Linked DNA regions of Homo sapiens: region 1 is linked to region 2. Evidence: chromatin loops called from intact Hi-C (ENCODE). Cell type or tissue: spleen. All regions are shown on one strand.

Evidence for each region. Hi-C counts contacts between places; a loop is a spot of excess contacts. Peaks named below come from ENCODE experiments on the same cell type or tissue, not always from the same donor. Only the 100,000 strongest peaks of a DNase experiment are listed, where the experiment ranks them.
Region 1: a loop joins it to region 2, with 4 times the contacts of the local background. A loop is called at or near these places in 66 of 110 quality-filtered maps.

Annotation. Positions count from the first base shown.
Region 1 is chr11:4,642,324-4,647,323 of GRCh38, forward strand. OR51D1 (olfactory receptor family 51 subfamily D member 1) reads left to right here. Exons shown (of 2, transcript NM_001004751.3): 2 at 1-737. It overlaps OR51E1 (olfactory receptor family 51 subfamily E member 1), which reads left to right and starts at 1,659. Exons shown (of 2, transcript NM_152430.4): 1 at 1,659-1,707. In spleen, no CTCF peak of the experiment used is centred here; no DNase peak of the experiment used is centred here; H3K27me3 peaks cover 1,661 bases.
Region 2 is chr11:5,012,307-5,017,306 of GRCh38, forward strand. It overlaps the pseudogene OR51P1P. Among named protein-coding and RNA genes, the nearest start is that of OR51L1, 20 kb to the left of the region's middle. In spleen, no CTCF peak of the experiment used is centred here; no DNase peak of the experiment used is centred here.

The DNA.
Region 1 (5,000 bases), 370 kb before region 2:
CCTCACCTCTCCCTTCCCTTTTTGGCTTATCTGCCAAACATGTATAAAAGTCCTTGGTTCCCCATCTCTACTAAAAATACAACAATTAGCCGGGTGTGATGGCGCGTGCCTGTAGTCCCAGCTAGTTGGGAGGCTGAGGCAGGAGAAACGCTTGAGCCCGCAAGGTGGAGGTTGCAGTGAGCCGAGATCATGCCACTGCACTCCAGCCTGGTGACAGAGCAAGACTCTGTGTCAAAAAAAAAAAAAAAAAAAAAGCCTTGGTTGTAGGGAGTTTCTCCTAATCCCTCTGGGAAAGCAAGGGTGGAGGGGAAGCCAGTCAATCTCCCTTCTGTTGCCGCATGGAAACTCCCTTAAGGCAGGAAGCTGAAAAAACTGTAGCATTCACCTCATTATTCACCTTGTCTCATGTCTCACTGTCCTTCCACATGTCTCATTGTTACTCCATATTGGATGGAAGTAGAAGTCCCTTTGGTATTTTTTAAAGTCTTTGCCATGTCTAAGTTAATGAGGTTAATGGAGGCAGCAGAGATGGCTCCAGGGTTCTGATAGCAAGTGTCAGGCTGCGTGCTCTGTAGGCACCAGAAACTGTTGTCACCAGTAATTTTGATGTGGTCTGAGTTAGAATGGTCTGATTTGCCATGATCTATTTAACATAGCTTGATTTAGCGTGTCCTGTGTTCTGAATTTAAAACTCACAGTTGTGAAACTGATCAGTAAAAAATAAGGGGAGACCAACTAAAAACCATGTTGTTCTATTTATAGATGTAGTTTTTACTTATTTCAAAATACGAGGTATTTAGTTTTACATTCAAATTGTTCTCTAACTCTCTAAAATGTTCTCTGACTATTTTTGCCCTTAAGGGAGAAACCAGATGTCATTGGTCTTACGTGGCTGGTGTTGGGGGTGGGGAGGGTTAAAGAAACCACGTTCTCTGTCCTCAGCCAGAAGTTCAGTAATCCAAGGCCAGAGAGTGGACGGCAGAGGCACTGTCCCTGGGGACCTTGGTTATAAGTTATCCAGACACAGGGACCAGAGCCTGGGAGACAAAAAAAGATGTAGCCCTAGGGCTTTGGGAAAAGGAGGATGGACCCAGTGAATTCCACGCTTAGCAAGGACCTAAACAGTGTCCCCCAAATGAGAGAAGGGAGGACAGAAAGAACACTTCAGGATGGAAATGGGCTGACACTTAACCGTGGAGTGTCTCTGCAAACTTCCTTTGCCATTCTCCTGTTTGAGTTTGATAAACCTGAGAAGAGACTTGGATAAAGACCGTCACGAAGACTACACTAATGAGTTTCTTCTAGCTTTTTTCTACTCACTTTCCCTATCTATCCTTCACATTGGGAGTTGGCATGAGGATCCCAGCAGCCCATCAGGGGAGGACTCTAGAGATCCCTTTCCCCATTGCCTCTCCTCCCCATACCCCCAGGCATATCCTCCCAGGGCACGGAAGCTGAGAAGCAGTCCAGAACCACAGTGGGCTAGTGAGGGGTACCTGCTGATGTACCCTTTGGACAGCATTCTGCCCCACCCTGCAGGAAGAAGCAGAAGGAGGGAGAGGGTGAGGCAGAGAATAAATAACCCTGACCAGGGAGGTCCAAGGGAGTAGGCGGAGACAGAGAGGCTGTATTTCAGTGCAGCCTGCCAGACCTCTTCTGGAGGAAGACTGGACAAAGGGGGTCACACATTCCTTCCATACGGTTGAGGTGAGTGCAGGAGGCCAGGGGCATGTCCAGGTGCATGGGTTACTTGCAGCTAGGGGTCTCCTGTTAGACTTGCTGAGTGCATGAGAAGCCAGGCTGTGAAGAACCAGAAGTGGGAGATGTGTAGGAAGCCCCTGACTCAAAGGACAGGCAGCCTTAGTGATCTCTAGGTTTGTGTGCTGAACAGAAAGCATGTGGGTGCTGGAGGTAGCCTAAGGGTAGTTTTCAAGCAGTTTTTCAGTGATTAGTTTACTAGTATGCCCATCTGGAGGCTGGCAGGGGCTGATGTGAATGAGGACAGAGGACAGAGGACAGGCTGGGCTGGGGTTAGACTGGGGCTGCATTGGGGTTGGGTCGGGGTTTGGTGTGTGAACAGGGTGAACGTGGTTGAAGCTCAGTCTATGACTGGGGATGAGGCTGCAGCTGGGGTGGAAGTGGGGCTCTGAGTGAGGTTGGTTTCACTGTATGCTGTACATCAGGAGTCAGGCTGTGGCTGAGACTGGGACTTAGTAATCTTCCTGGGGCTCCGATCTCAGCTTGGTCTGTGTCTAGGATCAGGATTCAGTCTTCAGCCCATTTAAAAAGTAGATTAGTGTCCACACGGCAACACCCCTTGCCTTGTACTCTTTACCCTAGCTACACTAAGTCACTTTCAGCTTTCCAAACAAGGTCTGTTCTCTTTCTCTCTGGCTCTTTGTATTAGCCAGGATGTATTTTTAAAAACAAACTAGATAAGTTCTGTTGCTGAAATTCCCCCAAGTCACTCAGAATTAAACCAAAGCTCCTTGCCATACCCTGCAAGACCCTGTTACCTGATGAGGTCCTTGCCTTCCTCCCGCCTCATCTTCTCAAACTCTGTTGTGCTCTTGATGCTCTGGCCACCTTGACCTTCCTTTTGTTCCATGAATCCCCCAATATCATTCTTGCTGGGGGACGCTTTTCTCTTGCTGTCTCCCACAGTTGGAATGCACTTTCCCTGGATCTTAGAATGGCTGGTGTTTTCTCATCACATGTCACATCCTTAAGAGAGGCTTTTTCTGACCCCTGTCTCCAGTATGAGTGTCCTGCACCCATCTTCCTCTGTCCTATCACTCTTTCTTTCGTGCCCTTATCTTCAACTGAAATTTTATTTGTTTACTTCTCATTATTGGCCTCGTGTTATATGAGCTCCATAAAAGCCATCATCTTGTCTGATTTATCTACTGTTTCATCTCCAGTTTTTGACACTCAATATGTTTTTGTTGTCTAACCGAATGCTGCTGTGCCCCACCCCATTAACTGCCTGTGTCACTGCCCCATTACCTGCCTGCAGCAGGTCCCGCCACTGCCATGGCTTAAATGTCACCTCCTCAGGGAAGCCCTTGGAACCTAAAAAGCTTGCTGAGCTATTGTTGTCTTTGCTTCTGAGGCCCTTTTGCTTCCCCTTGTCCCAGAATTTATCATAATGTGCTGTGATGGCTGCATATTTGTCTCAATTTCTCCCCATCCTTGGAAGGCTGGAACGATATCTCTGGTACTCAGTGGAGTCTGGCACAGAAGTCCGTCAATGATTATTGAAAAAATGAGTACACTGATCAAAATCCCACTTTGGGCATTTCCCTTGCCTTACATTTGCTTGCAGCCAGAATAGCTCTACAGGGAACTGGTAACTAGGTGCAGCTTTGCAGATCTTTAGAACACTTATCTGGTCCTACTCAGGAAGTGGAGGAGCAGAGACCTGAAACCTAGGAACTCTGCCTAGGGGTGATTTTAGGTGGTCAGGCTGACTTGAGTGACCAGGGTGGGGTGAGGGCTCACTTGGCTTTTTGGGAGTTAGAAGTTGCTCTCTCTCATCTTTCCATTTTCATCTTGGCCATTTTAAGAAGAGTGACCAACACCTTGCAAGGGTTCATCTGCTTTATTAAATACAAGCAAGGTGTGGGGCACAGTGGATGCAGATAATTTGAGTGGAAGTCATGCTGGGGCTACTACCCTCACTAAGTGTTAGGGAAGGGACTCTATTTAAGAATCAAGTGACAAGCTCCTCCAGTCCTTGCCAGCCACAGCATTGCCCCTGAGGTCTGCCTTCCCTCTCTGTGCCTGGGATGAGGAGCCAGAGGCTCCCAGGTATGTCTGGGCTTCTCTCCAGGGACATTCTTTTCTAAATATTCCCAGAGGCTGACAGCAGCGCCAGAGGCCCTCACTCCATTGCTCTGGGCATGAAACATTCTGTGTGTTTAGCCCAGATAGTGACACTGACAATGAATCTCCTCCTGGTTCTCCTTCCACACTGAACCTAAGTGGGGAGAGCTGGTCATGTGTCCTGAGTCCGAGAGGGGCCCCTGGACTCATGGGTCATCAGTGTTGGATTCCTGAGAGATTAATATTGAAATAGTGCTTACAAAGCGAAGTCCCTTCTTAAGGAGACATGGGGAGGGGTAGGGCAGTAGCTTGGCCTACTGTAAAGCAATGGATTTAGCACTAAGGGCTCTAACTAACCCTCAACATCCTTATCTGTCAAATGGGATTAATGATATCTGCTTGACAGGTGGATGAGAGGCTCTAATTAGATAATAAGGAAATACGTGGTAGAGGACAAGCCTTTTAATCTCCATTGTGGGGCCTACCCACCTCACAGCCTTTGGAGTTAGGGCTGAAAGAGGAGGTGAGTGTCCCAAGTTCCAGTGCAGAAGAGTCTTCTTTGCAGCCCTCTTGGTTTCCCTTCTAAGAGTATACCCAGGGCAGCTGTGCTACTTACCAAGCCCTTCTTATACCTTGCCTTTTGGGTGGATTTTATTAGCTTTCAGAAGGTGCAGCAAAATTAAAGGCAGCCTAGAATGAGGGAAAGTGTATAGGCCTTGGTATGAGACTATCTAGGTTAAGTTTCTGCATTACCAGTCACCTGTTAAACTTTGGTTATGTTATTTAATGTCTTGGAGCCTCAGTTTTCTCACCCATAATATAGAAAGGATCCATAGTATTCACCCATAATATAGAGAGGATCCATGGTGCAGCAAGAAGGGATGTTGATGACTTTGGCCCCTTTGCCTGAAGTTCTAGGTTAAATCGGTTTCTCTGCCTTAAACTTTCCCTCCCAGCAGATTGAATTAAACACCCTCACCTTCTGCAGAGCTGTTCCCAGATTAGAGATAATATTTATACAGATGGCACTGTATAGTTTCTGTCATTTTGTAGGTGCTCAATAATCTATGTTCATATTATAAAAACAACAAAATCAGGGTTAAAGGTGACCTCATTGTTCTCTTGGGTCAGAAGAGATAGGGCTAATAGGCTAATGGTACACCTTTGGAGTACCA
Region 2 (5,000 bases):
TGTAATGTTAAAACTGATGAAGTTGATGATCATAAAGTTGATGATGATTTGAGTGCCTCCTGTATCTTGCTGTTACATATAGCATACACACTTAACAATATTAAGAGGGAAAAAAGGAATCTTAATTTTAGCCCTCTGTCCACTAGTTTGTATAAGATAATTCTTAAGAGAAGCCATGAGAGGTAATATCTTCACATGTGATAACTTGGGCACTCCAGACAGCCCCTGCTTTTGCATCACTGCTGTGTTTGGCTGATATGCCTAAGAGCATGGCTACTTCAGCATCTTAATTAACAATTTGCTTCCATTAAGTCCAAAGTATCTCCTAAATCTTAGATATTGTTCCAGGCGCTTTACATACGTTTGCTAGAATCTCTTAAGTATTATATAAAGTAATACAATTGCCAGTTTGTTTATACTCAAAGGGGTTTAGTAACCTGTCCAAATAGGTAGTAAATAACAGTTGTCATCTGACTTTCTCTGAATCTAGAGATGTAGCTACTGAGAGTTGAGTGCCTGTGTCTACACAGAGAAGTCAGATTATGACTACCCTAAGCCAGGCACTTTCATAAAAATAAATGGGGAAGAGTTATTTAAGAGGGAAGACCTGGCATGCCTAGGCAAGATAGAGACGCTGAAGACCACTGAAAGATTTGATGGTGGGTATCAAGAAAGAAAAAATAATTACGTGAGAGTGCCAAAGTGATGACATAGTTAGCATTCAATGATGAAGCAGACCAGAAGTTTATAACATATAAATCTGGGAAAGTGAAGGAGGTGTATAAAGACTGTTATTTTCTATAACTAGTATAGTATATAAATCACTAAATGTAGGATGAGAATATGTAAAATAACTCTCCTCTGTTCTTCATTTTGTATCTGCTCATCAAAAGTATACCAGATTGCACAATACTTGTCATCTCTGTAGAATGATACAGAATTAGTTATTTTATAATTAATTATGTCTATTAGGGGAAACAATGAAGTGTGATTGTATTTGTGGAGAAGGGTAGTTTGGAAAATGGATCATGTAAATTTTGGAAAAACTTTGAAATCAAATACGCTAGATAAACATTTTCTTGATGTTTTGTGCCCAGAGTAACTGGAATGGGGTGGCCATTATGAAGCTAAGTAGCAGGTCTCTAGGGCTTTGGCTGTAATGCCTATCTTCTCCAGTTCATGGTGATATCTGCCTATTTCCTACAGCTCATCTGATGTATTGTGGTAACTGAGCCCTGAGCACATAAATCTTTTATTCTCTTTCTATAACTTGGCATTGTGTTCTTTCTTTGTTTTTATAGAAAAACTTATCACTATCTCTTCCACACACCTCAAATTTATCATAACCAAACAGGAATTATCTGGCCCACTGGCTTCACCAAATTTCTAGGCAGGTCTTTGTTTGTTTTAATAAATGACAGGAAAAAGATTATCAAATAAATAAACCTATTCTGGATTTCTTTCTTTTTCTCACTCTTACCATATGATGATCCACATTACGGATGTTATTTTTTCTTCCCATGTAAATTTCATACCTATTCATTCCTCATAATACCCACTGTTAGATTTCACTTTCATCCACTTCTTTTAATGACTACAATAGTCTCCTAACAGGTTTACCTACCTTCTCTCTTGTCAGCCTTTAGACCACTGTTAACATTGATTGTATGTTGACATACATATATTATAAATCTGGTCAAGTTGTTTATTGTTACAATTAGGGCCTTGTGTCCTCTAAGATTATATCCGTGCTTCTCATATTTACACACAAGTTCCTTCAGAAATTCGGGTTCATTTCTTTTTAACCTTAGCTTCAAGAACCATATGAAGAGCCATCTATCCTATAGCTTTACTCAATTGTAGCTACTTACATTTGTAATACTCTCCAATGCCTTACTGTATTTACATGGATTTTAATCAGTACAGGATGTACATCACAGCCCTTTTATACCATCCCCCTAGTATTTGTCATTTGAGACCTAATTTAAGAATCTCCTTCAGTAAATCTTCCCTGACCTGCCTGGATGGGGTTAGTTGTCTCTTCTGTGTTTTAAATCATGTTTTTTTTTAAATATCAACTTCAAAATGTTTAACTTTTAATTTTAACTTTAGCTGTCTGTCCACTAGTTTGTACATATTTGATGGCATTTCTTATATATTTCTCTATTTTTTAACACTACCAGATTTCCTTTAATAAAATATGTTTTCATATTCAGTGGCGTGCACCTGTAGTTCTAGCTACTCAGAAGGCTGAGTTGGGAGGATTGCTTGAGAACAGGAGTTCGATGCTAGCCTGGGCAACATAGCAAGATCTCATCTCTAAAAAAATAATCTTGTAATCCAAGCACTTTGGAAGGCTGAGGTGGGGGGATCACGAAGCCAAGGGATTGAGACCATCCTGGCCAACATGGTGAAACATTGTCTCTACTAAAAATATAAAAATTAGCTAGGCATGGTGGCGCACGTCTATAGTCCCAGCTAGTCAGGAGGCTAAGGCAGGAGAATCACTTGAACCCCAGAGGTGGAGGTGACAGTGAGCCGAGATCACATCACTGCGCTCTAGCCTGGTGACAGAACGAGACTCCATCTAAAAAAACAAACAAACAAACAAACAAAAAACTCAATAAATGCAGTGAAGAAAACTAAATTAATCGGTAAAATAATAAATAACCGGTGGGGTAATTAAATATAATGAGCACAGACACGATCAAAATCATTAAACACAGAGCAGCATAAGTTAAAGTATTGTTTCTTGCTACAATTTTGACTTTTACCCTAATTTTCCATATTCTTGTTTCCTCACCTAGACTCTAGGTTCATCCATTAGCACAATGTCTGTCTTCAATACTTCTGCCTTATACCCTCGCTTCCTCCTAACGGGCCTCTCAGGCCTTGAAAGCAGATATGACTTGATTTCCCTGCCCATCTTCTTGGTTTATGCCACCTCAATTGCCGGGAACATTAGCATCCTCTTCATTATCAGAACTGAGTCTTCCCTCCACCAACCGATGTATTACTTTCTGTCAATGCTGGCATTCACTGACCTGGGCCTATCTAACACTACCTTACCTACCATGTTCAGTGTCTTCTGGTTCCATGCCCGGGAGATCTCCTTCAATGCTTGTCTGGTCCAAATGTACTTCATTCATGTTTTCTCGATTATTGAGTCAGCTGTACTCCTGGCTATGGCCTTTGACTGCTTTATAGCAATCTGAGAACCCTTGCGCTATGCAGCCATCCTAACCAATGATGTAATCATTGGGATTGGGTTGGCAATTGCTGGAAGGGCCTTGGCTCTGGTCTTTCCAGCTTCTTTCCTCTTGAAGAGGCTTCAATATCATGATGTCAATATTCTGTCCTACCCCTTCTGCCTGCACCAGGACCTCATAAAGACGACTGTATCCAACTGTCGAGTCAGCAGCATCTATGGCCTCATGGTGGTCATCTGTTCCATGGGACTTGATTCAGTGCTTCTCCTCCTCTCCTATGTCCTCATCCTGGGCACAGTGTTGAGTATAGCCTCCAAGGCAGAGAGAGTGAGAGCCCTCAATACTTGCATCTCCCACATCTGTGCTGTACTCACCTTCTATACACCAATGATTGGGCTATCTATGATCCATCGCTATGGACAGAATGCTTCCTCAATTGTCCATGTGCTGATGGCCAATGTCTACTTGCTGGTTCCACCTCTCATGAACCCCGTTGTCTACAGTGTTAAGACCAAGCAGATTCGTGACAGAATCTTCAATAAATTCAAGAAACATGAAGTGTAGATGACAGAGATTCTGAAACATAACTTTCCCTCCATTCCCCATATATTTGTGAGAAGATTTCATATAATGTTGAATTTTAAATTCACATGTTACCAATGATATTTTGACTTTAAGATACTAGACCTAAACCTAAATAATTATAAATCTGTATATTTTCCAATATAGAGAATAAAAGTGTGGTTCTATTTTACGGTGAAGTTATTCATTGTACACTGTGAAGGTCCTCAATATATCTGAGAAAGATTTAGATTTCAAAAGTTTTCCTATGCCTTTTAACCTAATATAAAAAAATTTAAATGCAAGTTGTGATCCTCTGTTCAGGGAAAAAAAATATTTCCAGCAGGAGAACCTCATACCAAAAAGAGATGATGAACGAATAAAACTTAGCAGACTTTTAGAAGTGTAGAATAAAGAAACGTTGGACCAAATTAATTGGACCGATTGGAATAAAGCAGAAACAGTGATGATTTTGTATGTAGGAATCTACAGAGGGCTTTCTATGAGGAGTAGAGAACCTATGAGATCTAGACTGCTGTCTATTTTTTCTACCTGGGTTTTCAGTACATTTCTCAATTATTTATGACAGTCTCAAGTCATTCTACACCTTAAAATGTGTTCCTTATAAGCTGAGCAAGAAGGAATACAGTTTATTTCCCATGTTCCTGTACACACACTGTCCTGATCATCCTTTTCTGTGTTCCCAATGGCATTCTGCACTGAAATGCTTAACATGTTTTTTAGAGATTATAGTCTTCATCTTTAATTATAAGATTCATATAGATACAGATTTTAATTACTAGAAAATTCTGAGATGTTATGCTAAGAAGGCTTTGTTTTCAATTAAAATGATCAGCTGAAATATCCGTTTTTAATTTATATAGCACAAGAAAGTATCCTCAAAGAATTGTATATACTCTTTAGTTCAACTTCATCACCTCCCTCTCAAACCTGAATCTGCTGTGGTCTGATTTTCATCTTCATGATTCCACTGATTTGCAGTTTATGATGTTTCTAGTGCTCTACTTTTTACTAAATTCAACATTCACATCTTGATTAAGCTTCCATTTTCCTTTGCATTATTAACCATGCTTTTCTTTTAAAGTAACCTTATTTTCAGTTGTTTTACATTTACAGAAAAAGTTAAATATGGTACAGAGTTCTCAAATATCCTGCACTCAATTTCCCCTATTGTTACCATCTTACATCAGTAGAATACACTTTTGACAA